6 separate regions of the Mus musculus genome follow, and all the other regions are linked to region 1. A link is a loop called in an ENCODE intact Hi-C map of the cell type or tissue named here. Cell type or tissue: left cerebral cortex. All regions are shown on one strand. Each heading gives the region's core, and the rest is flanking DNA. Links, peaks and the distances in the headings are about the cores only.

Region 1 (4,786 bases), core at 580-4,579:
CAAGCAAACTTGCTGACCACATAATGAAAAGTAGGAAGGGCAACAATAATGCCAGAAGACTGTATTTATTAAGAGGTAAGAAGGCTGCACTTGCACTGCCTTGCTTACCAGTTAAGCAATCATAAGTGGGTAAATAGAGCTAGGATGGAGCAAATGGGGGCAGCCTCCCAGGCAAGAGCTGACCCACACCTTCTGCCCATCTTGGTCTTAGATGTCAGAAAACTAGGATTGAAGGTAAATACCCTCTTATGAGGACAAAAAAGCACAAATGTGATGCTCTAATTATAGCCACAATTAGAACTGGCAAGCTGGGGCTGGCAGTATATAGACTGGGTGGCTTCCAGAAAAACAAAACAAACAAACAAGAAGAAAGAAAGAAAACCCCAGAGGGTAGAGGTAACCACAACCACAACAACAAAAAGCGAAAAAGGAAAAAGAAAAAGAAAAAAAAAAAAAACTTCACTGCTCACTAGCCTGCACATTTAGATACAAGATTTCACTGACTGCTCTGATAATATCTGATAATACAATGTGCATTTGTGCCTGTTAATGCCAAAACCAGTGAAGAGCCCATTTCCACCCCCCAATCCTGTATGAAAACCCTGGGAGCTCTGCAGCACTGCACAAGTCAGCCTCTAACTTTCACACCTCACCTCTCCCACCATCGCCTACCGCTGACCTCAGGTACTGCTGTCTGCAGGAACATCCGTGAAAGCAGCTAGGCAGAACTACCTGGCCCTTTGTGTTTTCTACAAAAGTAGATAGCTCTCCTGTATCACCAGGGGAAGATATTTTTAAGTCAGTTTCCCAGTTGAATGTTAATTGGGAACTAATGAACAATCCAACTTGATCATTCTTATTCTGTATTTTTCTAGAAGCCAATGTCCCCTCCATGGATTTTTCTAAGTGTTAACATGATGCTCTATCTGTATTAATAAAAAAAAAAATCAGGTGCTATCTCAACATAATGATTATAGAAAATTAGGCAAAGTCCAGTGGCTTCAGTCAGATTCACAGTAGAATTAGCACATAGCCCATGAAAGTGGTTCCACAAGTACTTAAGGGCCTCTGGGAATCTCCCAGTTGCATTTTCAACCATTTTTTACTTTTGCTTCTAAGCAGCTGATTGAAGAAAAAGAAAGAGAAAGAGAAAAAGAAAAAGAAAGATGTATGTATCCTACACATTTGTCCACAGCAAGTTATGGGACTGAGCAGATAAGGGATATAATATAGCTCTGCTATTAAAAAGTCAAGAATAAAGCTTCCAGTTATGAATTTCACTTTCCACCTTACAACAGTGGGCTGATTTTGAACAGATTATAGGATTAAGGCTTCCTTAATTTTCCTCCCCAGTTAGACATTTAGTTCAGAAATCCTGCAACTAGAAACCCCTGTCAGGGTTAATATGTTCTGGCATGAATTCCTCAAGCATGCTTCATATCTAGAGGGCCAGGGAATAAGGAACAATGCAAAGTAAATGTAAATTTTACAAATTTGAGAAAGAAGAGAATGTCTGTCCTCATTTCTATTCCACGCCCCTACACCCCCACCCCTACACACACACAAGTTGGGAGGAGGCACTGTCACCCACACAACTCAGATGTGAAGTAGGTATACAGAGTGAATGCACACCTGTACCATGAGCGTCCTGTGGGTTAGAAGAGGCCACTGGGAGCGTGCTCCTGTCGGTGCCATTGTTCTGTAGGGGAAGTCTGAGCCCAGCATATCCCTCACACAGAAGTACTCTTACCATGTCTCCAGGCTTGACAGAAACGGCCACCACCACTCCAGGCATCGGGGAGCACAGAGTGCTGCTGGTGTCCTTGGGCACTTTTTCAAGCATGAATTTGTTCAGCTCTGCAGCAAGCTTGGTTAAAATGTGCACTTTGTACTTGAAAGAGAAAAAGCACAACAGAGGTCAAATGACGAATATCATCTAAAACAGCACTTATTCAAAATCTGCTTTTAGCTTTAAACTAAAATTACAATAATATCCTTTAAAGTCAAACATTCTAAAACCCTCCACATAACATTATTCATAACGGAGACAGGTTTTTTAAAGGAATTACTCATGATTAATTAGTGATATATAAAAAAGTATCACAGATCTTTAAGAAAACCATCTCAGAACTTTGTAAAGGAAAACAGTAAGGATTTTGCTTGAGGAACACTGCCGAGTGAGTGAGAGATCGAGCAGTGCAAAGCAGAGGAACCAGATCCTTTGAGTCCCTCAGCCTCAGGGAAAAGGCAGTGACACCGAGTGCATACCAGTAGATGGCAGCAGATTGCTGTCGCACGCCTCCCACACCTCTGAAGCAGCTACACCATGTAGATTATTAAATAGAGACAAAGGCTTCAGTGTTCATTTTGAGAAAAGAAGAGAAAAGTCCTTAACGTTCAAATATTTCTCAGTGACATAAAATGTTATATTCACATCAAAATGTTTTTCCTTTTAGGCACATTACCATGTAGCCTTTTCTCATATGACAAGCCAGCTAGTAGAAAGACAAGATGTAATGAGAATATCTTTTGGGCCGAGATATGATAGCACCAAGATTTGTAAAACACGGAAAATGCCAGGCACATCAGTTTTCATGGCATAGCAAAGGTGGATGGCCAACAAGTCAATCTTAACATTTCTAATACAGACAATACCTACTGGACAGGAAACATCCCAGATAAATATATGAACCACGATTCGCTCTACCCAAACAGAAAATAAAACGCTTTGAGGTAGGGAATTGGTTTCTGGTTCCCACCAGATCCGGTCTCTCTGGGGAGGACAGAAGCAGCACCCACTGGGCAGCTCCATTTTGTTGGAGGAAAGCTGCTGTAACTCAAAGCCTCCTGTGGGCATCATGCTGGCAGGGAGGCCGAGGCAGAATCTGATTCCCACTTTGATTCTGCCTGGGGACAGTGGCACTCTCCAAGTGGCTCTTTACAGGGCCTATTTAAAGCAGGTGGGGGAGGCCCCACAGAAGAGCTTTGATAGCCTAGGTTCCAAGCAGATTTTCGACACTGTGACAGGTTGAATAATAACATCTTCTGGGTGTTTCTTTACTCCTGAGTGTGTGTTTTGCAATCAAGACATAGAAATGTCTGCCAGTTCCTGAAGGATATGATCCTTAAGTGAAATTACAGCACAAATAAAAGCTTTTTGCTCCTATTAAAATTCATCTGAGTCATAAATGACAAGGGAAAAGCAGGCTGCTGTCAGTCTGACGACACCCTGGGCAGAGGGACTACGCATCACCCATGAATTGTACTTCCAAGGCCCTCATTAAATCCTTGGGAACCAAGGGGGGACATAATTGGGCCAAATTGCACAGTTTTAGTATCTGTGCTCTATCTCCCTTGGAACAGAAAGTCCGGCAGCACTAGAGGCTCGTGTGTACCGGGCAGTAAGTCCAGCAGCACTAGAGGTACGTGTGCATCAGGCGGGTTTCATTTCTAGCAGCATCACTAGGGTGTCACTACTACGTGACCAGCTGGCATTCTGCCCCAGGGATTAGTTTTCACTGTAGCATTCAGATCTATTTTCCCCCTGGTTTTCTTTAACTTCAAAATATGAATTTAGGAAAAGTATATACTGAGAATACAATTTAACAGCTTTTCACCACAGCAAATAGGCTTAAGAACCAATACTTCAGCTATCTCACAACTAAGCCTCAATGTGAACAAAGCTAAGGCTGTCTTCAGACCATTTCTCCTGAGAGGCCCAGATCCTGACAAAAAACTGGGTCCCTTACTATTTTTATAACTTTCATATCTTCTAAATTCCTTTCTCTGTAGGGCCCCTGCTTTGCTTGGAAAGAGATGTAAAAGAGTCCAAAACTCAGTGCTTCAGACACAGCCTTTGTTATTGATGAGATGTTCCTTTCCCTTTTGTATTTGTTTATTGTTCTTAAATCTGTTTAGGAATAAATGACTTATTGTAATCACAAGTGAAAAATAACAAGGAGTGGATGCCTCAGGAGAGGTCTTGTTGAACATGGCTGACTCAGAAGTGACCTTTCTGATTAGGAAAAGAAGAGAGAGAAGCTACACTTCTTAAGGATACCTTTGATGTTGTCCTGATTATCACAGGCCATCTTAAAACAGCCTCTTGTCGGCCCTGCAGTTTGTATGTAGAGTCAAAAGTCTGAACCGGCCTCGTTGGTGCCGCACATGGGCCCATCCAAGAAGACATCCTAGTTACAACCATAGATGTTTCCTAGTGCCTGCTCTCCAAAAAGGGGGCCACTGCAGTCTGCACTAGGACTTACAGAGCTTAGCATCTGAACTGGGACTCATTGTTTTCTCTAGATTCTTGGGGAGAGGTGCAGTTAGCTAGCTGAGGATTCAGGAAAGGGTCTTTCTAGCAATAGCAGAGCTCAAGTCTACTTCTATGATGGGCACTTAAGTGTTTTCAGATACTGTAACTACGTAAGTTCAGGGGTGTGTCTGTGTTCATGCAAAGCACAGTGTTGATGTTTAAAAGGCTGGCTGCTAACAGAGAGAAGTATAATCATGAAGGAGGACAGTTTTTCATTCCGTGTGGGTCCAGAAGAACCAGGGTATGGTGGTGAAAAGGTCCATAAAGGTCAGCTCTGGACTCAGTAGTAAAACCACTTCCCTCTACTGGTTTTAGGAAGCTGTCTCCAAACCACTGTCATGGGAATGGAAAGTTTAAAAAAAAAAAAAAAAAAAAAAACACCTCACCAGGTAAATTAGAAAACAGGCTCTCTCTGGGAGCAGTTTAGATGGCTTCTTAACCCAAATGTGATAATCATAGAAGGTATTTGAC
Region 2 (4,786 bases), core at 333-4,332, 370 kb after region 1:
GACCCTGAACATTCATGAAACCCAAGGTTTCTAAGACTGATATCTGTAATCTACTGCTCCACTAATACAAGCTGTTCTATTAAAGCAAAATCTACATTTCCTGGTTAGTAAAACATTACCTTTATAGGCTTTGAGAAACCACGGGTTAGGGCCAACAAAGTAAAGATGTTTGCTGCCAAGCCTGGCTGTGTGCTCAGCCCCTGGAAAGAGTGACCTCTACAAGTTGTCCTCTGACCTCCATACACTTTCTCTGGCGTGCACACATACAAAGTAAATAAGAGAAAAGAACACTTTTAACTATATTGTTGACAGTTGTGTAAAGAAAGCTGGGAAGATCAGGAGAGGCTGGGTGTATGGCTCAGTACAAGAGCACTTGCAAGGTCCCAGGTTCGATCCCCATCACTGGAAAATAAATACTTTTTTAAAAGATACTGGAATTGGCAAAAAAAAAAAAAAAAAAAAAAAACAGCTGTGATATTACGAAGTATAGCAAGAGAAGTAAACTCGGCAAATAAGATTATATCAGATTTCCAATGTTCTGCATATCAAAGGGCACAAGAGAAGGAAAGGCAGAGTTGGGAGGTGAAACTGTCAATCTTGACAGTTCAGGCTGACTGTAAACTTGACAGGATGTAGAGCCACCTAGCAGACAAAGCTGAGCATGTCTGAGCTTCATAGGTCAGCTGAGCATGACCTATGAATAAAACAGAGAAGGAGCTGTAGAGCAGTAGTCACCTCTGCTTCCTGAGCACAGATGCACTGTGACCAGCCACCTCATGCTCCTGCTGCCAAGTCTTCCCCCTGTGAGACACAGTATCCGCTTGAACCAAAATAGACCTCCCCACCTCGAGCTGTTCCTTCCCGGGTATTTTGGTTAAAGCCTCAAGAAAAGCAATGATACACCAATAAAATATCTGATAAAGGGCTAATATTCAGGACATATTCTTTACATGTTTACAATTCAAAGCAAATATAGGCAAAAACCCTGAATAGACATTCCACTGAAAATGATACACAAATATGCAGGGTGTGTTCATGGAGAGGTGCTCCACAGATCTACTTGTTAACTCAAATCAGTTAGGGATGGCACAGTTGGTATGCTTGCCTCCCCTTTGGTTCAATCCCAATCAAACAAACAAACGCAATACTTCATATTCATTAGGATGGAGATGATCAGAACAGTAAGATCTGTAGGGATTTTTTTTCTGGACAGAAATGTATTCATCTATGGGGGCTGGGCTCGGTGACCCATGCCCTCAATGTGAGTGCTGTCAACCTGAGTTCAGTCAGCAGAGCCCACATGATGAAAGAGAAAGGAGACGCCTAAGATTTGTCTTCTGACTGACACACACAGAAAATAAAAACTCCAAAGTCAAATCAGCATTAGCCCTCGTCCTCTGGGATCATGTTGGGACCTACAGTGGGTTATTACCTTCAGGGCCACACAGGGTCTCCTGGAGCTGCCACCCTTCCTCCTGAGACTTCCCTAATCTTCCTTTCTTATTTGGTCCTGCTAGGATACAGAAGGGACAGATCTTAAACTGCCCCAGCTCTTCTGGGCTTGCAGATATGGCTCTTTTGGAGCCCGTCAGTAAGGCTCTTGGCAGATCCCTTCTGAGCTCATGTTCTAACACTCACCTGCAGCTCCTTAGTATAAAAGAACCCCTCTTCCAGGTGCCTATTCACTATCCTACTACCAGGGATCCATAGTTCTCTGCCAGGCTCTCATCTAGTCTGCCTCACCCTGTGGCTAACCCCCAACAGCTCTCCTTCACATAGGGTCTCTGAGAAACACCCACTGTCTGATAAACTGAAGAATAAAAAAAAAGAGGCTATTTCCTATCATCCAAGAACAGCTTTCTTCCAGCCTCTAAGCAGAGAACTAAGCCTATTCCCTTTTCCTCGGATATCCTGAAAAAAAATCAGGCGTCAGTAAGTTGCGACCAGGTGGATTTAGGCTCTTCATCTGGAGTTTTCCCAGTGGTCTGACAGAGATGAGGGGTAAATCACATTCAGACTTCTCTTTTCCAGAGGAAAGCATGGCTCTCACTAACCTCACACTAACAATCTCCACAATGTCTAGCAAAGGGCTGGGAGATGGCTCAGTGGATAACTGCTTGCTGTACAACATGAGGACCTCCCCAGCACTGGCATAAAAAGTGAACATGGTTCTGTGCATGTCACCCCAGCACAGGGGCTGTGGATCCATGAGGACTGCCGGGACTTGCTGGCTGCCACTCTAGCTCCAGGTTCAGTAAGAGACTCTACCCCAATGGAATAGGGTGAAGAGAACAGAATAGGACACCAAAGTCCTCTAATACACACACAAACACACACACACACACACACACACACACACAGAGTGGGGGAAGAGACAGACAGACAGACAGAGACAGAAGAAGGATATTGGAGGGGAGAAAATCTTTATAAAAGCTTTTCATCTTTCAGTGGACAAAGTGCATGCACTTGGTCAATTTATATTGTGGACTGTGTGCTAAGCCAAGAATACATCACATTTACCATTTTGACTAAAGACCTGTAACCTAAATATAATCTGTAGCAAACATCAAACAAGTTCAAAACAAAATCATTCTCTTTTTAAAAATATCAGCTTTCTCCAAAAACACCACTGTCATAAAGGTCGTGAAGCAGGCTGAGGAGCCTTTTCCAGGGGAAAGAAGCTGAGGAAACATGATCTATAATGTAGGAGCCTCTAGTGGAGAAAAACTGCAAATGCTATAAAGGACATCACAAGACAGGTGACAAAATGCAACAAATTGCACATCTGTTTCAATGTTGGATTCCTAACGGTGGAAACTATGGAATAGAAATGTACAATGAAGCATCAGGAGGCAAGGGAACAGAATGTGTGCAATTTATCCCCAAATAGCTCAGACACAATTTGTACACACAGGGAGAGTAATTCTCTCTTTAAAAATGAATTAAATAAAATAAGCGCATCCGGATAAAAGGTAAACAGATGTTTTGGATACAATTCTTGTAATCTGTCTGATGTTTGACATTATTTGCAACTTAAAATAAATGGTTGATATGTGCTGGAGAGGTGGCCCAGGGATTAGAAGCACTTATTCATCTGTCAGCTGGCGGGAATTTCATGTCCACCTGCAGCTGTAGTTCCAAGGGATCCAAAGTCTTCCTGACTCCTTGTGCACCTGAATACCTATCTCTCTCTTAGTCTTTCTCTCTCTGTCTCTCTCTGTGTCTGTCTCTGCCTGTCTCTCTCTGTCTCTCTGTGTATGTGTGTGTGTGTGTATGTCTGTCTCTTTCTCTGTCTCTCTGTGTGTCTCTCTGTCTCTCTGTGGGTCTCTGTGTGGTCTCTCTGTATCTCTCTCTTTTTCTCTGTGTGTGTATGTGCGTGTGTGTCTGTCTCTCTCTCTCTCTCTCTCTCTCTCTCTCTCACACACACACACACACAAATAAAAATAAAATAAATATTTGCTTTACAGTGTTTTGCCTAAACATGAAAGCCTGTTTGTTTTTTTTTTTTCTCCTGAATCTCCAAGAACATAACTGATTTGTATCTTTAATAAAGAAAAGGGGAGATAACCCGGCCTGATCCGGGGCTCAAGTCCCTTCCGGCCCACTGCAGCACCGGGGTCCCTGGCCCGGGGAGTCTCCGGACACCCACAAGGACCCACACAGGATCTGCCACGGGATCCTAAGACCTCTGGTGATTGGAACACAACTTCTGCCAGGAGGCAGGTTCAAACACCAGATATCTGGGCACCTTTACTGCAAGAGGAGAGCTTGCCTGCAGAGAGTACTCTGACCACTGAAACTAAGGATAGAGCTAGTCTCCCAGGTCTGCTGATAGAGGTTAACATAATCACCTGAAGAAAAAGCTCTAACCAGAGACAATTATAACAACTAGCTCCAGAGAATACCAGATGGCGAAAGGCAAACATAAGAATCCTACTAACAGAAATCAAGACCACTCACCATCATTAGAACGCAGCACTCGCACCCCACCTAGTCCTGGGCACCCCAACACAACCGAAAAGCTAGACACGGATTTAAAAGCATATCTCATGATGATGGTAGAGGACATCAAGAAGGAATTTAATAACTCACTTAAAGAAATACAGGAGAACACTGCTAAAGAGTTACAAGTCCGTAAAGAAAAACAGGAAAACACAACCAAAGAGGTAGAAGTCCTTATAGAAAAACAGGAAAACACATCCAAACAGATGATGGAAATGAACAAAACCATACTAGACCTAAAAAGGGAAGTAGACACAATAAAGAAAACCCAAAGTGAGGCAACGCTGGAGATAGAAACCCTAGGAAAGAAATCTGGAACCATAGACTCGAGCATCAGCAACAGAATACAAGAGATGGAAGAGAGAATCTCAGGTGCAGAAGATTCCATAGAGAACATCAGCACAACAATCAAAGATAATATAAAACGCAAAAAGATCCTAACTCAAAACATCCAGGAAATCCAGGACACAATGAGAAGACCAAACCTACAGATAATAGGAGTTGATGAGAATGAAGATTTTCAACTTAAAGGACCAGCAAATATCTTCAACAAAATTATAGAAGAAAACTTCCCAAACCTAAAGAATGACATGCCCATGAACATACAAGAAGCCTACAGAACTCCAAATAGACCGGACCAGAAAAGAAATTCCTCCCGACACATAATAATCAGAACAACAAATGCACTAAATAAAGAGAGAATATTAAAAGCAGTAAGGGAGCACATAATAATCAGAACAACAAATGCACTAAATAAAGAGAGAATATTAAAAGCAGTAAGGGA
Region 3 (4,786 bases), core at 625-4,624, 650 kb after region 1:
TGGGGTGAGGTGGGGGGGTGGGGTGAGGTGGGGGGGTGTTATTTGATTTTGGGAAGTTTTTTTTTTTTTTTTTTTTTTTTGTTAACAAGGTGGATAAGCCCTGAAACTGTTCCAAGGCTAACTGTCACCCATGTTTTCCTCCTACCTACCCTCAGCCTCTTCCCTTTGCTGCCCGGAGCAGATGCTGGTGGCTGGGACAGTGTGGAAAGGCCTGGCCACCTAACTCTGCAGTTTCAAAAGGAACAGTTGAAAGGCCCGAGGATGAGCCCACAGGAGGCCTAGGGAAAAGGCTAAGTCAGCATTTCAGAGGTCCTGACATCTACTCGGCTCTTCTTTCCTCTCCTGCAAGGGGAAGGCAGGATGACTTCAAAGGGGAAAGTTTTGGGGTGTCTGGGAGGACTTTAGTTCACACTCCTTCTGGCAGCAGGATGGCCCCCAAAGGTGAATATTTGTATCTTTCTCTTAAAGAAACCCCACGGTAATCTCATTTCGGGGACACATGGCTGCTGCTGAAGTGGTGGGTACTGGAAAGTGAGACTGGGTTGGGGGATGGGGCAGCCGCTGTCCAGGCTTCTGCTTCCACTTCAAACCCTCATCCCAGGATGTCTTGGTGGCCACACTGGTACAGGAGGAATGGGAGGGTCCAGAGATATCCCATTACCAAGGGACAAGGAAGAGCTAACAGGTCACAGACTCGATAGTAGGAAAAGGGGAAAGGTCAAGAGGAAGGCAGAGGGAAAAGTGGGGACGAAGGAAGACCTCGCTAAATACCTCTCTTGGCCGAGGGGCTGGGGAGAGGGATGGAGAGACGTGCTAAGACTGCTATTTACAGATGAATGGAAGCAGGGCTTCTCCATCCGCTCAGTGACAAACCTTAATTGCTCAAAACAAAGCAAGTTTCCAAGGGCCAAGCTCTTCGAAGGCCCCATCTTTGCTGTAACGTCGGGAACAAAGCTCTATGTCCAATATTTCCATTAAAAAAAAAATAAACGAAAGCAAATCGTGATGTCTACCGTCATCTGTTTCAAAGGGTTTGATTTCTTCCCACCTCCCGGCTGCCAGCTAGGTCATCACAACAATTCATTTATTTTACTGTCTTTATAGAGAGGAGAGAAGAGAAAAACCTATGTCTCACTTCTTAAAAGGTGGCTCAAAATCTGAAATTCAAAGAATAACATTACTAAGCAATTACCTGGGAAAATCTAGAAGGCCTTCTGCGAGAACTATCAAAAGACAATATTTGTCTAGAATTCGAGCACTAACGGCCCTGACACAGCAAAACCATTGTGTTTTCCCCAACTTTTCTTTGCTCCATACAGCTGTGTTTTCACAGATGTCAAGCCATGTGTCTCCACCAAAAGGTTTAGCCCTCCCTTCAGAAGCGAATGTGGATCAAAGGTTCAAACGCAGAAATACAAGCTCCCTTCCCCTCTGGAACATGTTTTTATTTTTCCGCAGTGGCTGCAAACCAGAATTCCCATCTGCTGTCCTGCGGCACCCAGGTTAACCTTACCAGTGGGGCTCAGAGCACTGTTATCTCAGCTAAGAAGAGCATAGATGAAGAAGCGTGCCCATGCCTGAGAGAGCCACGAGGGCCCCTCCCCAAGATGTCCACTCAGCTCAGAGAGGATTGAACCAGGCAGGAGCCGAGGTGACCTTAGAAATTCATTATTCCCTTCCTGTTCCATCAGAACAGATTTACGAAGTTAAGATTGGGTTTTTCTGTGATGCACATACAACTTGTAGAAAGAAGAACATACGGTTTCCTGCCTCCTACTCCAGCAATACACAAGAACATGCAAATGATGCTTCGCTTGTTTGAAACTGTCTAACAATAGACCTGATAAAATAATATTAATCTCTATCTAGCAGGTTCCGTTGTATTTTACCAAGCTGTAGTTCTGTTTTAGATAGATCTCCTTCTGACGTGCTAATCTTTTTAATGCCTCCCTCACCCTCACTTCCTATTCTTCCCACTGAGAATATCTGTGAAACGACTAGGAGAGAAACAGATAAGTTTCTCTACTGCAAAGATGGGTTCACTGCATTTGCTCAGGAGAAGAGCAAGCCGGGGTTAAGCAGCTGACAGGGTTTTAAGACCTTTGAAGGTATTTTTGCCAGGTTCTTAAGATCGCTCAGTATCAGGTGAAATGAGTTAGACAGAGGCACGTATCCGTCTGTTTAGATCTCTGTAGACCATCAAGAGTGGAGGGATACAAAGCTTTGGCCAGTCAGCCTCTCTGGAGAATATACAGGCGCCAAAGTGGGGAGTCCTGGACTGGTTTAACACCAGTGTGTGAGTGCCATCTAGTGACCACTCCAGAACTACAGTCTAGTCACCGCACTTACCGTACAGAAACATAAGCCTCCTAACCCATCTCCCCAAGATGATTTGGTTCCAGCATTCCCAACCCTCCTGTCCACTCATGGCAGCATTTGTTGCCCTGGTTACAAAATGAACCTAAAGGAAAAGGAAAAACAAAAACAAAAACCTAAACAGCTTCAGAAAACAAAGCAGGAAGTGGGAGGGGCCCAAGATGGCTTCTGACTAGAAAAAGCAACACAGTATCAGATTGTCAACACTGAAGCTGCTCACAAGCCCCACAGAGAAGGGTAAAGAGGCCACTTCTACTAAGGAATTACTTTGACCATTCTGAAGGACAGACTCCATGAAAACGGAGTCTCCCGCCATTCACACCTGCCCTTCAGACGTCAGCTGATCAACTTTGATGAGGAAAAGCTCCCTGTCTGGGCACTCATACCTAGACCTCTCTGAGTCCTCTTTGTGTGTGTGTGTGTGTGTGTGTGTGTGTGTGTGTGTGTTATTGTACACTCTAGGGATATGAAGCCCTCCTTGCAGCTAGACAAGCTAGCAGCTTCTCCTGCTCCAGCTGCCTGGACTGCAATGTAAGCTCCACAGCAGACCAGCCTACCAGCATGCCTTGTCCTGGGATGATAGGACACTCTCACCCAGCTTTGGGTGTGGCCCTTCAGTGGCCTAAGCATCAGTGGGCTGTCCTCACTTGTGAGGAGCCGCCCTCACAGTCACCGTTACAAGATGGCGCTGACATCCATTGCTCATAGTAAAATGTGTGCAGGCGTCATTGCCTGAGCCCTGCCTCTCTCGTGGCGTTAACTGACTGATAGTGGGCAGCCAATTCGGGTGGTGCACGTCTCCAACCGTTTTACACAGCCTATAAAAGGGAAGGGCTTTCTGCTCTCTGGGTCTCCTCTCCTGAAGTTGATCATCTATCTCTCGAGATGTATTAAAGCTTTACTGCAGAAGGATCCGAGTGGCCTGCGTGCGTTTTGCTGGCAAGACGGTAGCGTGGGTCACTCACTGGTAGCAGGTGGTCCCAGAGGGCCCCATCAGCCACTAGAGGCCACTGTTCTGTCTCCATTTTATGAGTTCCAGGTAAAGACACCTGGACCAGCATAGTCAGAACAGGGACAAAATGCAACACTGTTGCTCCGGGCCACACCCATGGGATCACAGACCCTGTGAGAAGGAGGGCAGTTGTTGTAACAGACTTGCCTTTGTTTCTGGAGAAGACTCGGGCCTGAATCCGGTTCTATGGCCACACAAATCCTCATTCACACGTCCATTCCCTAAGCTGGCCTCAGTGAGAAAGGAGCCAGGTCATCACTAAATGCTGTCTCCCAGGGAGCCCGGAAGGACCAGGGCTCAGCACAGATTCATTGGCTGACAGAAAGGAAGATGCCAAGAGTCATTCAAGGCCTAGGGTGCCCGGTGGGTCAGTGAGCCTCAGCTCTAAATACCCCCACTTCTCTGCTTTCAAGGAATGGGGCATGTGGCAGAGCTCAGGTGAGGCTCATTTCTAAAGGGAGGAGGACCTGGGGCCAGGAGTAGCTGCTCATCAATGTTATCCTTTGGGGGGAGGGGTCCAGCTATGTGACCCAGGCTACATGCAACGTATCTTCTACCTTAGCCTCCAAAGTGTTGAGATTATAGGTGTGTACCGCCACACTGGGCCCTAAAATGCTACTTAATTTTAAAATGGTGGCATGTCATCCCTTCTGGTAGAGAGGGAGTTGTTTGCTCTGCCCATTCAGGTCCACTTGATGCCCCCCCCCCCCACATACCAATCAATAACATACCTTTGAACGATGACTTTAGAGCTTTTCAAAATGAACAATTACACCACTATGAAAAGCCAGACCCTAGTAGAAGAGACACTTCGAAGGCCAAAAGGTTGGGCTGGACAGGCTCTGGGGTGGTGGGATGGTGAAGGCTCCAAGTCCCAGGATCCCTTCTTATCATAGTTTCTAGCTCAGACCCATTTGGGTACAACACACCAGCACAGCCTAGCTTCCCTTAGCTACTTCTTAGGTCTGGAGAGTAAAAACACTTTGAGGACACTATCTGTTCCCAAGAGTAGAGTCAGGGAAGCCCCAGAGGTACTCTGCTGAGTAAGGCATCTCGTAGTGTTGCCTGCATCTGGATGCAGCCAGACAATGCCTGGCTGAGATGAGGGTCAATGTGAATAGAAGAGCTGTGAATAGAAGAGCTCTGTGGCTCAGAAGGATTGAGTAGGCTCTTGATGGGGAAGCCCAAACACCCAACTTATGTGAGAGCTATACTGTGAGCAAAGGGGACAGACCCCAGACTGGACCATACCTCTATTTTATGTATGTGAGTACACTGTAACTGTACTCAGACACACCAGAAGAGGGCATCAGATCCCATTACAGATGGTTGTGAGCCACCATGTGGTTGCTGGGAATTGAACTCAGGACCTCTGGAAGAGCAGTCAGTGCTCTTAAC
Region 4 (4,786 bases), core at 227-4,226, 340 kb after region 1:
GAATACCTATAATGCCAGCATTTGGAAAGTAGAGCAGGGGTTGAGGATTTAGCTCCAAGGCAGAGTACTTGTATAACAAGTACAAGGCCTCAGGCTCAGTCCTCAGCCCTGGGGTGGGGCCAGGAGACCAAAATCTTCCTCCAGTACACAGCAAATTTGAGACCAAGCTAGGCTAAGTGAGGTCCTGTCTCAAGAAAACAAACCCCACAGAAGAAGAAATATAGAAAATGTGACTCCAAAGACCTTACCTTCTCACTGCAGGTAATTTCATAAGAAAATGTGTAAAAGTCTTAGCAAGAGCAAATGAAGATTAAGTGATTACAGGATGATAAAAGTTAAGGAACAAAATCCGTGTGGCATTACAAAGAACAATGAGAGCCAACTTTTCAAGGCTGACACAAGGGAGAACCTTCCAGCTCACACTGCCTAAGTGGGCCTGTTTGCATTTCCTTAAAAAGAGTAAAAGGCTGAGCACAGCAGTACACTCTACACTCAGGAGTCAAGAGGCAGGGAGATCTCTGTGGCTTTGAGACCAGACTGCTCTACACAGAGTGTTCCAGAATAGCCAGGGCTACACAGAGAAACATGTTTCTCAAAAAAATAAATAAATAAAAAATAAAAAAAAATTTTTTAAAAGAGGCAGATCATATCAACTCAAATTTCAATGACCATAAACCAAACGCTGTAGAAAATAAATTTTTAACTTTTTCTACTGAGAGATAGGGAAGGATTTGAGCCTGGCCTTAAACTCACAATCCTCAGCCTTTCCAATGCTGTGATTACAGGTGCACACAGCACTACACATGATTGCACGGCAGGGAAGATTAGCAGGCACACTCAACCAGCTTTCAAGGGGTTTTCAGGGGTCATTCATTTTTAAGAAATCTGCTCAAGTGAATTAGTAAGTGTACTTTAAAAGTTGGGGAAGTCAATGCTGGCAAGGCATTCAATATATCCCATATGGAAGGAGAAAGGAGGTTAACACGAATTCCCAATCTGTGAGTCAAAATGTCACCATGACATCCAGGGTGAACCACAGTTTCTAATCAGGCTAAGCAGTTCTTAGGAAGAAAAATAAATTCAGACGGTGCATTTCTCACGCGTTACAATGGTGTCATACAGTTTAAGCAGGATTTCAAGTCACACGTGTGCTCTGTTAACAATCTTGACTTAGCACAGTATTTTCAAACTCACAGCCTTAACTATTCAAACAGCAATTCATGATGCCCCTTCAAAGTCGTTGCAAAGACAGCAAAAGAACATGTGGACTCTTAACAAGGGCTCTCTAGAAAGCTGCAGGAGAAACCAGCACCGCGAGACTCTGGGATGCAAGCCCGAAGGCCATCCCGAAGGAGTGCAGGTAAAGCTCGGACCACTTAAGCCTGTCCCTCGGATATGCGCGTTCAAGAGATGCCCAGTGGCAGGACAGAGTGTGAGTGCAGCCTGGTCAGGGCCCGGGCCTGGGGCAGCCGGGATGAACCGCGGGTGTCGCCTGGGAACCCGGAGCAAGCAGGCCCACGCGAGCCCGGTTCTGCTCACCTTCAGCGTCCCCAGCAATTGCTGCTGCGAGGACCGCCGCCAATGCCGCCTGGCCGCCAACAGCGCCACGGTCCTGACCCACTGCCCCGCCATCGTCCACCCCGCAGACTTGCCGGCTGCTGACCTCTCACCCTCGTCAAGGGGCGGGGAAGGGGAGTGCCCGCGGGACGGCCAATCAGGAGCCTTGAGCTCTAAGCTCCGCCCCCTGGCGAGTAGGCTTGGGAGGGAGCTGGTCCGACTGCGGCGCAGAGCCGGTCGCCTAGGGCTTACGCATATGGGATGAGAACCGCACTAGGACCCGGAGGGAGCCGACCAAGGCGCTCCAGCAGCCAGTCCAACTCCCCTACTGCTGAAAAAGCTGACTGGAGCCTGCTTTTGGCTTCCAAAGAACCAACGTTGGCCAATCGGGTGCATCCATGCTCCTTTTAATTTCTCGGTGGATATTTTAAAGTAGATCTCACCAATAACCATCTCTGTATCAGGACTGGTGCTCACTTACTTCGCCTGTCCTACAGAATTAACTTAAAACAGTCAGGAAGCCAGGCTGCAACATGTAGAGGTCTAGCCAAAAAGACAATTCGCAACATTTGCGATTGGCTGAGAAACTGAAAGTTCTTACCAAAGTAGGAACATAAGTAGCAAAAATTACCTGTTTCACCAGCGCCAGAGGCATTTTCCTAGTCAGGAAACCCAGTTTCCCTTCTCTTTCCCTCTTGCTACTTTCATCACCATCTTTGTATTTAGTTTGTAGTTTTAAAGTCCTGTTTTTACTGCAAAGATTCCTTCAGTGAAAGGGGCCTGTAATAGAAACTACTTGGCTCTATAAAGGGACTTAATCACGGAGCCTGAGGACCTAAGTCTGATTTCTAGGACCTAAATCAGAGGAAAGCACTAAGTTCCACAAGTTATTCTCTGACCTCCATATGCATGTCATGTACACACACATGTACACACATACATATACACACAAATAATTTTTCCATCTGAGAAGTACAAGTAAATACATTGAAGAAAAATTATAATATCCAATTGTAATTTTTATTTATGTATACTTTTGTGTATAAGTGCCTGCATGACTATATGTGTACCATATGTGTGCCTGGTGCCTGCAGAGGTCAAAGGGCATCAGATTCTTAGAACTGGAGTTACATCAGTTGTGAGCCACCACGTAGGTACTGGGAATCAGTGGTTTGGTTTTTTTTTTGTTTTGTTTTGTTTTGTTTTGTTTTTAAGATTTATTTATTTATTATATGTAAGTACACTGTAGCTGTCTTCAGACACACCAGAGGAGGGCGTCAGATCTTGTTACGGATGGTTGTGAGCCACCATGTGGTTGCTGGGACTTGAACACTGGACCTTTGGAAAAGCAGTCGGGTACTCTTACACACTGAGCCATCTCGCCAGCCCCGGAATCAGTGTTTTTAACTGTTGAGCCATTTCTCCAACACTGATAAGATCCCTGTAAGCAGCCCATGAAATGCCTGTCTTGCTCTCAACTTTGTCCCTGAAGAGCAACCATAGGAGATTCTTGGAGCTTTATGTCAAAGAGACTCTCTCATTCTGGTAATAACTTACTAGATAAGAATATTAATCCGATTATGGCAATTTTCAAAGTTCTCAGATATGGTTGAAAGCTCCAACCCCACCCTCACAATTCTGTCCACAATTATTTTCATGGAAGCAAAGGGGAAATTTTTAATTACCACTGTCCTTAAGACTGATATAACTAGCTAGTCCGTTTAATTATAATCTACGAGAACAAGCAACATTGTAACCACTATTGTTCGGAAAGCTACTTCTAAGGATAAACTTAACTCTTTGTGTCCCAAAAGACTAAACGGCTACAAAGTCTAATTTTTGCTTCAGATAATGGGAATAGATAAAATACTATGTAGCGAATACTCCAGAGGGAGCTCTGAATGGTTCAAACCTTAGACTCTGTAAGCTAACACTTGCCTTAGGCTCTACAGCAGATAAGATTGATTGATGAAAGTGAAGACCCAGCCAGCAGAACAGGGACAGATCTAAGCTGCTCGAGTCCACAGCTGTGTAACCCACTATGCTAAAGCCCTCTATATGCATGGCTTCAAATGTGGCTTTTACTTTTTTAAGAACTTACTTATTTTTATTTTAGGTATATGAATATTTTGCCTACATGTGTTATCTATGATGTGTATATAGAGGCCCATGGAGGCCAGAAGAGGGTGTCAGATCCTCTGGAACTGGGGTTACTGATAGTTGTTAGCATGTGGGTACTAGGAATTGAACCTGGGTTCTCTGGCAGAACAGCCAGTGCTTTTAACCACGGAACCACTATTCCAGCCCCAGTGTTGTCTCTTGAAGGCCTGCTCTTTTCTGAAGGGAAAAAAGAGAGGGAATGTATCTGGGGAAAAGGAGACGTCAACGGAGCTAGGAAGACTGGACAGAGGGGAAACTGTAATCAGAATGTCTTCTATGAGAGAAGAATCTATTTTCAATTTTAAAAAATTACCAATTTAGCTGGGCATGGTTGAGCACACATGTAATCCCAATTCTTTGGAGACAGGAATGGGAGAATCCTCACTTCCATGTAAGGATGATAAACTCAATAATAATAACTAATAATAGGAATTCATCTTAACACCGTTTCCATCCCCAGTTGATATATCTATAGTATAACTCTTGTACATACAGCCCAAGGAGCATCAAAAAAGAGGAGCCAGAAAGACACTAAAAGCAGGAGAGGACCAGAAAATTTTCTTTGAGATTGTATCTCCTAGAAATAACAGAAAGGCTTAGCTCATCATACCTCAACAATATGGCTGCCTAAAAAAAGACCTGAACAAGACGAATGCCAATAGACATGCTAACATAAAAAGACAAAGAATTATAGGAAATTAAGGAATGCTGGGAGTAGGAGAAACATTTTTCTCTAGAGATGAGCATCCTATTAAATTACACACTACCAACTGGACAGCCCTAAAACCATATACATACAAGTAATACTAAATGGACTGAGCAGATTGTATTTATATATTTATGTATGTGGACACACACATACACACATACAAATTAAAGAAAAAAACAAAGTTGAGATGGAGTGAGGGAAGGGGATATGGGAGGGATTAAAGGGAGAAAGAGAAGGGAAAATGATGCTATTATATTATATCATATACTATAATAATCTTATATTTTTATACATTTTAATGTTTTATGCTTATACATATTAAATAAATTATGGTGTATTTTCTAACATTTAATAAAAATA
Region 5 (4,786 bases), core at 283-4,282, 390 kb after region 1:
AGGAAAGTAGAGAGCGCAGCAGGTGGGTAAGACAATCTAGCCCATCACAGCCCCTGGTAACCGGCCTAGGAATGCCAACTGCAGGTATTCCCCCATCACCCACCCACCCCCACTCCCCCAACCCACCCACCCCGCCGCTGTCCTCATCTCAACCTGTAGATTCAAGAAATGGGCCTCACCTATAAGGTCAGGCAGTGGTCCCTCCAAGGACAATAAGGGGGAGTGAGCAACCGCTTACTGGTCTTGTGCCACCCACGCGCATCTCTGCAGCCCCAGGTCCTTCCCACCCGGGAGTGAACCGGTGGTGGAGAGATTCGGAAGCCACAGGAGGTGAGCATATGAGTGGATGATGTGTATTGGCATGGGAGCGCGAAAGGTGTGTCTGTGTGGGTGAGCGGCAGAGTAAAGGGACTCCCGCAAAGCCTGTCTGAAGGCTGTGTTAAGCCAGGTGGGGCTGGAGAGATGCTGGACCCAAATAGGGAGAGAAGCAGAAAGCTGAAGGAGAGGTCAAGTGTTACCTCTTCAAAAGCGGCTCTGCCCTGAAAACAAAAGGAAAGCGGGCTGGGGGCATGCTTAGTGACCTCAGTGCCCAAAGTTAGCATCTTGCATCTTGTAGAGGCGGGGCAGCAGGAGGACCCTGGCCCGGAATTTCACTGCCAGAGGTTTCCGCAGTGGCCATTCAGAGGCGACAAGGGCCCGTTTACCCCTAGTGACCCCCAGCCTTGACCATGAACTCCGACACTTGGGTTGGGCTGCCCTATAGTTGGCTTTACAGGTGGTCTCATTTGTTAAGTCCTACCCTTATCATCATGGCTGCCTTCCCCTCCTCAGGGACTCAGCGGAATGGGTTGAGGTTTTCTGATACTTGGCCACTCAGATCTAGTCTGGAAAGATCTAGACCACCCCCCCCCATAAAAAAGCCCAGCAACTATCCCCGGAGGGGAGGGGGAAGTGAGAGAGTGGAGGGAAGGAGAATGACATTTCTATGGTCTTAGTTCTGAGCTGCAGGTTAAAAATAGAAACCTTTCATTTTGACTTGTCTGCTGAGGTACTCATGGATGTATGGATGTGGAGCTGCAAATTTCTGGGGCATCAGATTATAATCAACCCACAAGTATTTATCGAGCCCTGCTTGGATCCTGAGAGGAGCTTTCCTTGCATGTTCCTATTTCAACATTTTTAAAAATTAAAAACCTATCTGAAAGTTCAACCAATTCTTAGTGAAGTGTTTGTTATTCTGAGGCCTTTATTTCCTAAACTTTGGAAGTGGGCCTAACATCCCTGGAATTATTTCTGACATGATTTAGGGGATAGTAGGATCTGAGTGTCCAATGCATACTTGGTAAAATCTCTGCCTGTCTCTAGCCTCCTATGCTACCAATGAACTCAACAGTACTCAGACATACTTTCCCTAGACCCACCAACCCAGGCAAGATCAAGTTGGATGGCCCAAGCCTTCCTAGTCTAATGCAGCGATGTAGCAAATAACACAGTGCCTGGAGAAACCCGAGCCCCCGTCCAGCCTGTGAGCTACTCTTGATCTCAGGATTTTGTGCGGAAGAAAAAAAACAAAAAACAAAAAACAAAAAAAACACTTGAGACTGAAAACATCCGTCTGAAAAAGAGACAAAGGGGATAGGGGGTGGGGTGGAGGAAGAGCCAAGGTGCCGGCAGAGGGGAGAGGAAAGGGGTCCCGGGCAGTTAAGGATGGTGTGCGGGTACCAGGGTGGCGTTTTCTCTACTGGAGTCCCGCAGTGTCCCGACTGTAACTGCCTCCCCTCGCCCTTGCCGCAAGCAGAACTGACGCGGCCCCTGAGCTGGGAATAACCTCCTCCCTGCCGGGGACTTCGGAGGACATCACTGAACTGGGAGAAGCTGATACCCATGCCCGTTATCCTTGTGGCCATTAATAATGCAGCGAGGATCACGATAATTAATAATAATAATGATGGGCCTCCCGAGGGAGCTCCAGCTGCCTCCGGATAAAGCGAATCTCGTGGTGAGAGGGACTTATTCTGTGGTGAATGGAGTTGAGCGCGAAGGGAGCAGGCTTCTGTTCACAGAAGTTCAAGTTGACAGCGGTGTGGCAAGCAGAGACACCAGTCCTGACGCCGCAGCGAACCCACAGCGAAGCTCTTGGGCCCTGAGGGAGGCCAGGACCAGCTTCAGCTATGAGGCTCTGGAGTGAAGGCAAGGGCAGGTTAGCTTTCAGGCCTATTCTGAGTTGGGGTGACGGGGAGGGAGGGAGGGAGGGCTCGGACATCTCCACTCACCCACCTAATCCCCACTCTCAACCTCATCACCGCCAGGCTCTCCGACTCAGGCGCCAAACTGCTACACCCTTTAAGTACAGCGATTCTGGCATCTTTGGCACTCTTCGCACATATACTATCTCCCTCTTCTCTCATTAGCCTCCGGAAATTCGGAGGGCCAAGAGAAAAGCCAAACAGAGAAACTGGACCAAGCCGACGGGCTGATAACTCCTGTGGACAAAGCCTAGAGGGGCTAGAAGCCATTTTGCTGGAAAGCCTTTCCCAGGGCCTCCATCGGTTCTAGGGTAGAGTAGGAAAGCACTTTTGGGGGATGGTCTTTCTAGCCCAGACCCCCTGCACGTTGTATTTTTCTGCAGAAAACTAACAATGGCGTCATAGACTTACAGCGAGCTCCCCAATAGATTTAAAAAGCAATTGCACTACCTTGACCCTGTGGAGCATCTATTTTGCTCCCATGCTCCCGCAAATAAGAAGGCCCCAAGGCCTTAAGTTGATGCAGAAGTAGTCCCTCTGAGTCCTCTTTTTTTCTTTTTCTTTTAAGATTTGTGATATCTCAAAACTATAGTTTTCAGCCCCACAATGAAAAGGTTAAAAACATTTGAGTAGAACCATTTTCTTCTTGCCCACCAAATGAATATTTAATCTGACTCTTTTGCCTGCTCCCCCAGGGGCAAGGGGCTCGGCAAAAACCCTAAACGATTTTTCTCATGGCTTGTGTGTTCAATGAATTCTCCCAAGGCTCAGTAACATATGCCAATTTTTCTAATAATTTTGCTTAATATTATTAGGGGTTATAAATTTGATTTTAATAGAGGGTTGATTGCTTCCGAAATTGGCGCTTAGGCAGCTCGCGGGCCGCTGGGGAGGGCGAGCCTGGCACTTGTCACCCAGAGAGTATCACAAGCAGGCAGGCTGGATGCATGTTCGCTTGCCGCTGAACAGGTAGCATGGCCTGTGGGAGGTGAGTGTTGACCTCTTCCCAAACATCCCTCGGGCTGTCATGCCTGACCCTGAGGTAGCAAAGGACCGTGCGGTCTTCCATCCATCCGCAGAGGACTCAGCCCTGGGCTGCTCTGGCTCATCCGGATCGCACAGTAGGAGCCTCTGAAGCTGACCAGGTCTGCTCCCTCCCCTGAGAGCAGCTCCTCCAAAGCCCAGGGCCTATCGGAGCTACAGGGACACTCAGTGGGAGGGAAGTCTTGATAGCTCAGGAACTAAAAAATAATTTCCCCCATCTCTATCCTTTTATTACTAAAATTATTTTTGCTTTCTTTACAGCATCTTGTTTGAAAACTCACACCAACTCCTGTGGGGGCAGGGCAGCACGGTGGCAAAGATTCCAGAAAATTCAGTACTCCTATTCACTTCCACCTGGCAACATTAGCCTTTGTATAAAATAATTTTGCTGCATTCTTTCCTTCAGAGTAGATGTATCCCTATCTATGACGGCAAATAAAAAATATTAAAGCATATCCTATTTATTACTTTCCCTTGAGCACCACTGCAGAGCTGCTTAAGATAAACAGGGTTTATTGAGCAAGCTCTGCTTAAAATATCAAGGAAAAAAAAAAAAACGAGCCCCTTTAAACTATAATCACTGGGCCAAGTTCAAAAACAAAGTACTCGGCTCAGTTTTAAACGTGCAATTAAAAATAACTGTACCTCAGCTTTTCAGAGGGAGGGAGAGAGGAAGGGGGCAGGGTAGGGAAAGAAAACAAAGAATAAGGAAATGTTTAGTGCTCTTAAAGCCAGCCCAAATAGCTGAAAGAAAGAAAGGCATTCCCTTAGATAATGGAGCCATTAGACACTCTGAAGGTTCCTGCCGCCATTCCTCACAGGGGCTTTCCAAAAATTTAATTCATCCTCAGCTACCCAACAAAAGGATGTAGAAAATAATTTTGAGACTTTCTGCCAAAGGGGCAGTTTAGCCCATTCTCTATGCATAAATAGACCTTCCTCCAAAGAATGCAAGGTGGCACTTCCCCCCTCCCCCAATCCATACCCTCGTCATGCCTCAAGCTGACTCCTTCCCATTCTCTTCAATAACTCTGCTAGGGGGGGAAAAAGTATGTTCATGCAGTTTCAACACATTTTATTATATTTCTGTATGCATTACTCTCAAAACATCACAAGAAATGATCAAACCACTTAAACCTTCAAATAAAAAATCTGAAACAGTTTATGCCCACAATTGTACATATTTATAGTTAAGAAACATTCTTTATAAATATTGTTTCCTCTGTAGCAAGTTAATACCATAATTTAATTACAAATGGATAAATATGGCAACGGATATTTACAGAAGGGTGTTATTTCGGAAAAAAGCTAACGGCACAACGTTTACTCCCACCCACCCACCCCCCAATCTTTCATACAAGAACTAACAAATCGAACGTCGCAAAAGCACTGAAACATCACATGTAAACCCAGCTAACAGAAAAAATACATTCACAAGCGTTGGTGGTGTTGGTGATGTGTGCTATGGGTTGGTATGTTGAAGAAACAGAAGGGAG
Region 6 (4,786 bases), core at 652-4,651, 380 kb after region 1:
CCAAAGAGAAAACAAAGGAGACTGCACTGGCAGATACAGAGAAGGCCAAGGACCTGGCAAACAAGGCTGCCACTAAGCAGCAGCAACAGCTTGTATAGCTTACTTCTTCTCAGTTCTCCTCAGTGTACCTGATTATTAAAAATCGACCTGCAGCCCTCTCTGCTGTCTGGGGTGGTGAGTCAGGGTGCTGTCCTGGTCAGCATCTGTACCACACCCAGCTCTGTCTACTGGGCAGAGGGGTGCAGTGACTTGCCCAAGGTCACAGCAGTGTGCAGTTGATAGACTGTACTCTCCACAAGGCAGGGCTCCTTGTTTTATTCTCTGCTGTGTCCCAAGTACCATGAAAAATATTTAGCACATAACAGGCACTCAATAAACACATGGTTTGATTGCCCCCCAAAAAAATCCTAATTAAAAAAATATACTGTATGAAAAGAAAAATGAAAGGGTAATTAAAACTGGAACTCCATGATAAAGTTTTGATGAGGTTCCCATCTGCCTTAGTTAATGTTCTATTATTGTGGAGAGATACCATGACCAAAGCAACTCTTACAAAAGAAAGCATTTAATTGGAGGCTGGCTTATCGGTTCAGGAGGTTTAGTCTGTTATCATCATGATAGGAAGGAGACAGACACAGTACTGGAGCAGCAGCTGAGTGTTTTATATCCTCATTTGTAGGCAGCAGGCAGAGAGACAGAGACAGACAGAGACACAGATACAGGCACAGAGATAGACAAAGACAATCGGAGACAAACAAAGTCAGAGATAGAGGGCCTGGCAGGGCTTTTGAAACCCACACCTAATGACACACCTCCTCCAACAAGGCCATACTTCCTCTAACAAGGCCACACTTCTTAATCCTTCCTATATACTTCAACAACTGGGGACTAAACATGGAAACATATGAGTCTATGGGGTCACTTAGCCAAGGCCGTCATTCAAACACCACACCATCCATAATGGGGCAGGACTTTGTAGTGAATGATACAGCTGTCCTCTGTGTGTCTGTAAGTGGCCACTCATGAGTGCTCTCTATAAGCAAGCCTAACAAATCCACTACTCTCACCAAGCTAGACTTCAGTGAATTTCCACTTTAGTCTGTTGCTGGGACCCATCACGGGTAAACGGGCACTTGTTTGTGTCTTCACAGGAAATGTTATATTCCAATTTAAAAGGCCATTCTCTTGTCCCCATATCCCTTCTCAACATAGAAACATTGGGATTACATTACAGATGTGCCCACCTATACAGTCTAAGCTGTTTCTGTAAATCAAGTCCATACATGAACAAGTCTGTAAGGATAAGAAGATATTCACTGAGCTGCATGGACCTGGGAGACTCAAAAGCCTCTGCAGGATATCGTGAGCAAAGAGAAGAGCTAATAGTTAATCTAGAAACAAAGAGCTTGATGCTTACAATAGAATAACTACAATGCACCTGAGATCCTGACTCTAGGAATTCTCTCTAGTGAAAAGTACTTTCAGTGTTCCATGAAGAAATTACACTTTAAATTTAAAAAACAAAACAAAACAGTATCAAAACTAGTGACAGAGTATACATTTTGGAATCTTCTGGCAGAATATGTGACAGAAAAGCACCAAGGAACACTGCAAACCCTTGGCATCTTCACAATATCAACACAGTCATAACCAGCTATGTTCAGGGAAAGTAATCACACACTAGAGATGTCAGACAGTAAGGACAACAACCCTGACACTATCATAGTACACACAGATAGGTAACAATAGGGCATGGCAAAGCCCACAGAAGGAAGTAAATAGTTAAAGAAAAGCAGGGTTTGGTAGCATACACCTGTAACTCTTTAACACTTGTAAGGTAGAGGCAAACAGATCAGGAATTCAAGGACAGCCTACCTATCAAATTCCAGGCCAACCTTGGCTAAGTGAGACCTTATCTCAAAATTAAAATTAAAAGCTGAAAATAAGATTTAAAAATGTATGGTACCATTATCTATTTTATGCCTTAGAGAAGTTTTGAGTTCTATCAGCACTGGATGCCATGTTAAGAAACAGGGCAAGAACACTGGTAACAAACACAGAACAAGAGCTGGGACTAATTTAACCACATGGTCAAGGTATAGGAGTAATATATCAAAGCTTTAAACTGACTATTAGAAAAATTACTACTTAGAAAAGTAAGTTGTTCCTCAAATAGCCACATTTTGCTAATATATTACACTGAAGATAATTATACTTCTGTGATGTTTTAAATCAATACTTTGACTCTATAAGAATACTATCATTTTTAATAACTGAAAATTTCTACATTTCCCTTTGGTATAAACACTTTAAAACAGATAGAAATAGAATGCCCACTGAAATCCTTCCCAGAATGATGACCAATATGAAAAAACCATCACACCAAAACTAAAACTGAGTTAGACCAGTTTCCCTTCTCTAAGAAAAGAGAGTTAATAGCACTAGCGTTTAATCTACCTTCCATACAATCTGTCCTTTCAGTTTAAGATAATGCTTCACCCTTATTTCAGTTTTCAAAATGCCAGGAAAAACTTTTTTTTTTTTTTTTTTTTTTTTTTTTTTTTTTTTTTTTTTTTTTTTTTTTTTTTTGCTTTTCTGGAAAGAAAATGAATACAGAAATGTAAGTGGTTTGGTAATCCAGATCCAAAATGAAAGCCCACACTTTATCTTTCCTACTGTCTTTTTGCCAGAAGAAGCAAGCATTCATCCTAACATCCTGAAAAGGAGGAGCGAAGGTCAGAGCAGTGTCACAGGCAACAAGTGTTTGAAGGGAAAAAAAGGACATAAAGGAAAAAGTTGAAAGAAGAAACACAATTCCAAATTACTGAGTATGGACCCTATATTAATATATACTGTGCGGACACTTGATCTTCCTTTATGGGCTGGATAAAGGCTCCTCTGAGGCATTTCTAATTAGGGATGACTACAAGGAGCCAACGGAAAGCAAAGCGCTCTATAAGGTACCAGCATCTCAGAGAAGTCTCTTCCCTGGGAGCCCACAGTTAAAAACAGCTGCACAGTTAAATGAAGGAGTGGTGAATACTTCAGGTATCAGTTAAATTTTCTCTTTCTTCTCCTACTCTTCTTCCTCCTCCTCTTTATGAATTCGTATTATTTTTAAAAGACGACACATGTTTGAACACTCCTCCGTCTCAGGAAACAGTGCATGTCTAGCTGAGGGGTGGGGAAGCATGTAATGAGGAAGAGCTCATTTTTTTTAAGAGCTGATATTTTTTTTACAACGTTCTTTAAAACTGAAAAACCTCTTTAAACACCAGGAGGAGCTTAAATAACTCATTCTGGGCCTGAGGGTTCCATGTGGACAGTCCCTATCTCTGGTCTGCTTCTGGCAGTGTTCTCCTGGATTCTAACCATGACGGTAGGCCCAACAAGCCCTCACAAAGACTCCAAAGCTCCAGGCTTCACCCATGCCTGTGCTCTCTGGTCTTCAGGGTGCACCTCAGAGGGTTGTATGTGGCTTGTCCCACATGGAGCTTGGTCCCAGAAACGCAGACAAGGTAGCCTCGCTAGTTGCCAGGAGCAATGAAAATGCAAGCCTTTAGGCTCGAAGTGAGTCTGACCATCCCTCCACAAGCCTCCACTTCCAGGCCCCGATTGCAGAAAGCAAACCAAGTCTGCCCAGCCTGGGGCCTTGTGTAGGGCGCCCCAGCCTTGGCCATTGTTTAGTCCTGAGGAGTTGATGAGAGTTGCTTGCTCCCCTGTCCCTGGGGTCCGGCAGCTGCGAAGCGCGGTAGGGCGAGGAAGGAGCGCGGAGCCCTCCTGGCGGGGCGGGAAGGCTGGGCTGCACCCCGCGGGCCGCAGGGAGCCGCGCACCTGCCCCGCCCACCTCCAGCCGAGCACCGACCTCCTCCAGCCCCCGCCCTCGCTGCGCTGCGCGGCTCAGGTGCGCGGACCCAGAACCTTTCGGTTCTCGAATGCCCCCTGTCAAAGGACAGTTTAGATGCCCTCGAGCGAGCCGGGCTCTCCGCGGTAGCATCTAAGGCTCCCAGAAGGAAGTGTGATGGAGGATTCCGTCTTGCCTCACTTCCAGAGTTGAAAGCTGGAAAGCCGTCGGTTCTGCACAGAGGAGCAGTCGGGAGCGAGCTACCAGCCGCTGATGAAAATAATTGTTCTCGCACGCACTGTCCTGTGCCCAGAGGCGCACGTGCGCGCACGCGAACACACACACACACACACACACACACACACACACACACACACACACGCCTCTTTAGCTGCCCAACCTTAGTATTCTGATCATGCAGTTTTCAACAACTTGCTTGACACAATAACAAAGACATTTAAATGCCAGGACGCAGACTTCACTTTTTAACCTGCTGAGAGGAGCTACTTTCAAAGCTTCCCCACAGCGAATAAACTGACAAAAAATATGGGGTGCACTTATAAATTAAACACCTTACCCTCAAAGCAACGTTTGTTAATCAGGTTTCTAAAGCAATAGCCGTGTCTGTCTTTCTATTCACCCAAATAATGCCCCAAGAAGGAACCCCCTCACACAGGAGAGAGCTGGGGAAAAATGAATTATACCCATAGCTAGTAAAACTCATCTTAAATCAATAGAACACCACTTGAACTTGAGTTTCCATTGTTTCACTGGACCATCAATGTTTTTAATTAAACAGAGCTACCCTTTCTGCTAAAACATTACATAAAAGGGTTAGGTTTCTACTTTTGTTGAGGCAGCTGGCGTTTGTTGGCTGTTGTGTTTGAGCAACAGACTGTTCAATAGAAGCGAGAAATAGCTCAACGCGCTCTTAATAGACCT

The links. Hi-C counts contacts between places; a loop is a spot of excess contacts. Peaks named below come from ENCODE experiments on the same cell type or tissue, not always from the same donor. Only the 100,000 strongest peaks of a DNase experiment are listed, where the experiment ranks them.
Region 2: a loop joins it to region 1, with 4 times the contacts of the local background. A loop is called at or near these places in 16 of 42 quality-filtered maps.
Region 3: a loop joins it to region 1, with 11 times the contacts of the local background. A loop is called at or near these places in 35 of 42 quality-filtered maps.
Region 4: it touches region 1 in a loop (2.7-fold over the local background); 2 of 42 quality-filtered maps call a loop at or near these places.
Region 5: it touches region 1 in a loop (3-fold over the local background); 12 of 42 quality-filtered maps call a loop at or near these places.
Region 6: a loop joins it to region 1, with 2.9 times the contacts of the local background. A loop is called at or near these places in 17 of 42 quality-filtered maps.

What each region holds. Positions count from the first base shown.
Region 1 is chr14:122,873,869-122,878,654 of GRCm38, reverse strand. It overlaps Pcca (propionyl-Coenzyme A carboxylase, alpha polypeptide), which reads right to left. Exons shown (of 24, transcript NM_144844.2): 22 at 1,751-1,891. Among named protein-coding and RNA genes, the nearest start is that of Gm46488, 35 kb to the left of the region's middle. In left cerebral cortex, for the core only: a CTCF peak has its summit at 2,273 (motif pointing right); DNase peaks (open chromatin) are centred at 2,268 and 3,778; H3K27ac peaks cover 1,785 bases.
Region 2 is chr14:122,507,176-122,511,961 of GRCm38, reverse strand. It overlaps a transcript of Pcca not described here. Among named protein-coding and RNA genes, the nearest start is that of Pcca, 25 kb to the left of the region's middle. In left cerebral cortex, for the core only: a CTCF peak has its summit at 2,727; no DNase peak of the experiment used is centred there.
Region 3 is chr14:122,221,427-122,226,212 of GRCm38, reverse strand. All of the region lies in intron 1 of Clybl (citrate lyase beta like), which reads right to left. Among named protein-coding and RNA genes, the nearest start is that of 1700108J01Rik, 9.8 kb to the left of the region's middle. In left cerebral cortex, for the core only: CTCF peaks have their summits at 2,307 (motif pointing left) and 3,378 (motif pointing right); DNase peaks (open chromatin) are centred at 1,502 and 2,304; H3K4me3 peaks cover 291 bases; H3K27ac peaks cover 207 bases.
Region 4 is chr14:122,531,213-122,535,998 of GRCm38, reverse strand. Pcca (propionyl-Coenzyme A carboxylase, alpha polypeptide) reads right to left here and starts at 1,671. Exons shown (of 24, transcript NM_144844.2): 1 at 1,540-1,671. The coding sequence starts at 1,632. In left cerebral cortex, for the core only: no CTCF peak of the experiment used is centred there; a DNase peak (open chromatin) is centred at 1,779; H3K4me3 peaks cover 1,698 bases; H3K27ac peaks cover 1,212 bases.
Region 5 is chr14:122,479,892-122,484,677 of GRCm38, reverse strand. Gm33769 (a long non-coding RNA gene) reads left to right here and starts at 1,688. Exons shown (of 2, transcript XR_383798.4): 1 at 1,688-2,200; 2 at 3,552-3,745. Zic2 (zinc finger protein of the cerebellum 2) reads right to left here. Exons shown (of 3, transcript NM_009574.3): 3 at 4,350-4,786. It also overlaps a transcript of Pcca not described here. In left cerebral cortex, for the core only: no CTCF peak of the experiment used is centred there; no DNase peak of the experiment used is centred there; H3K4me3 peaks cover 2,833 bases; H3K27ac peaks cover 3,622 bases.
Region 6 is chr14:122,489,925-122,494,710 of GRCm38, reverse strand. It overlaps a transcript of Pcca not described here and the pseudogene Gm9399. Among named protein-coding and RNA genes, the nearest start is that of Gm33769, 9.3 kb to the right of the region's middle. In left cerebral cortex, for the core only: no CTCF peak of the experiment used is centred there; no DNase peak of the experiment used is centred there; H3K4me3 peaks cover 833 bases; H3K27ac peaks cover 1,053 bases.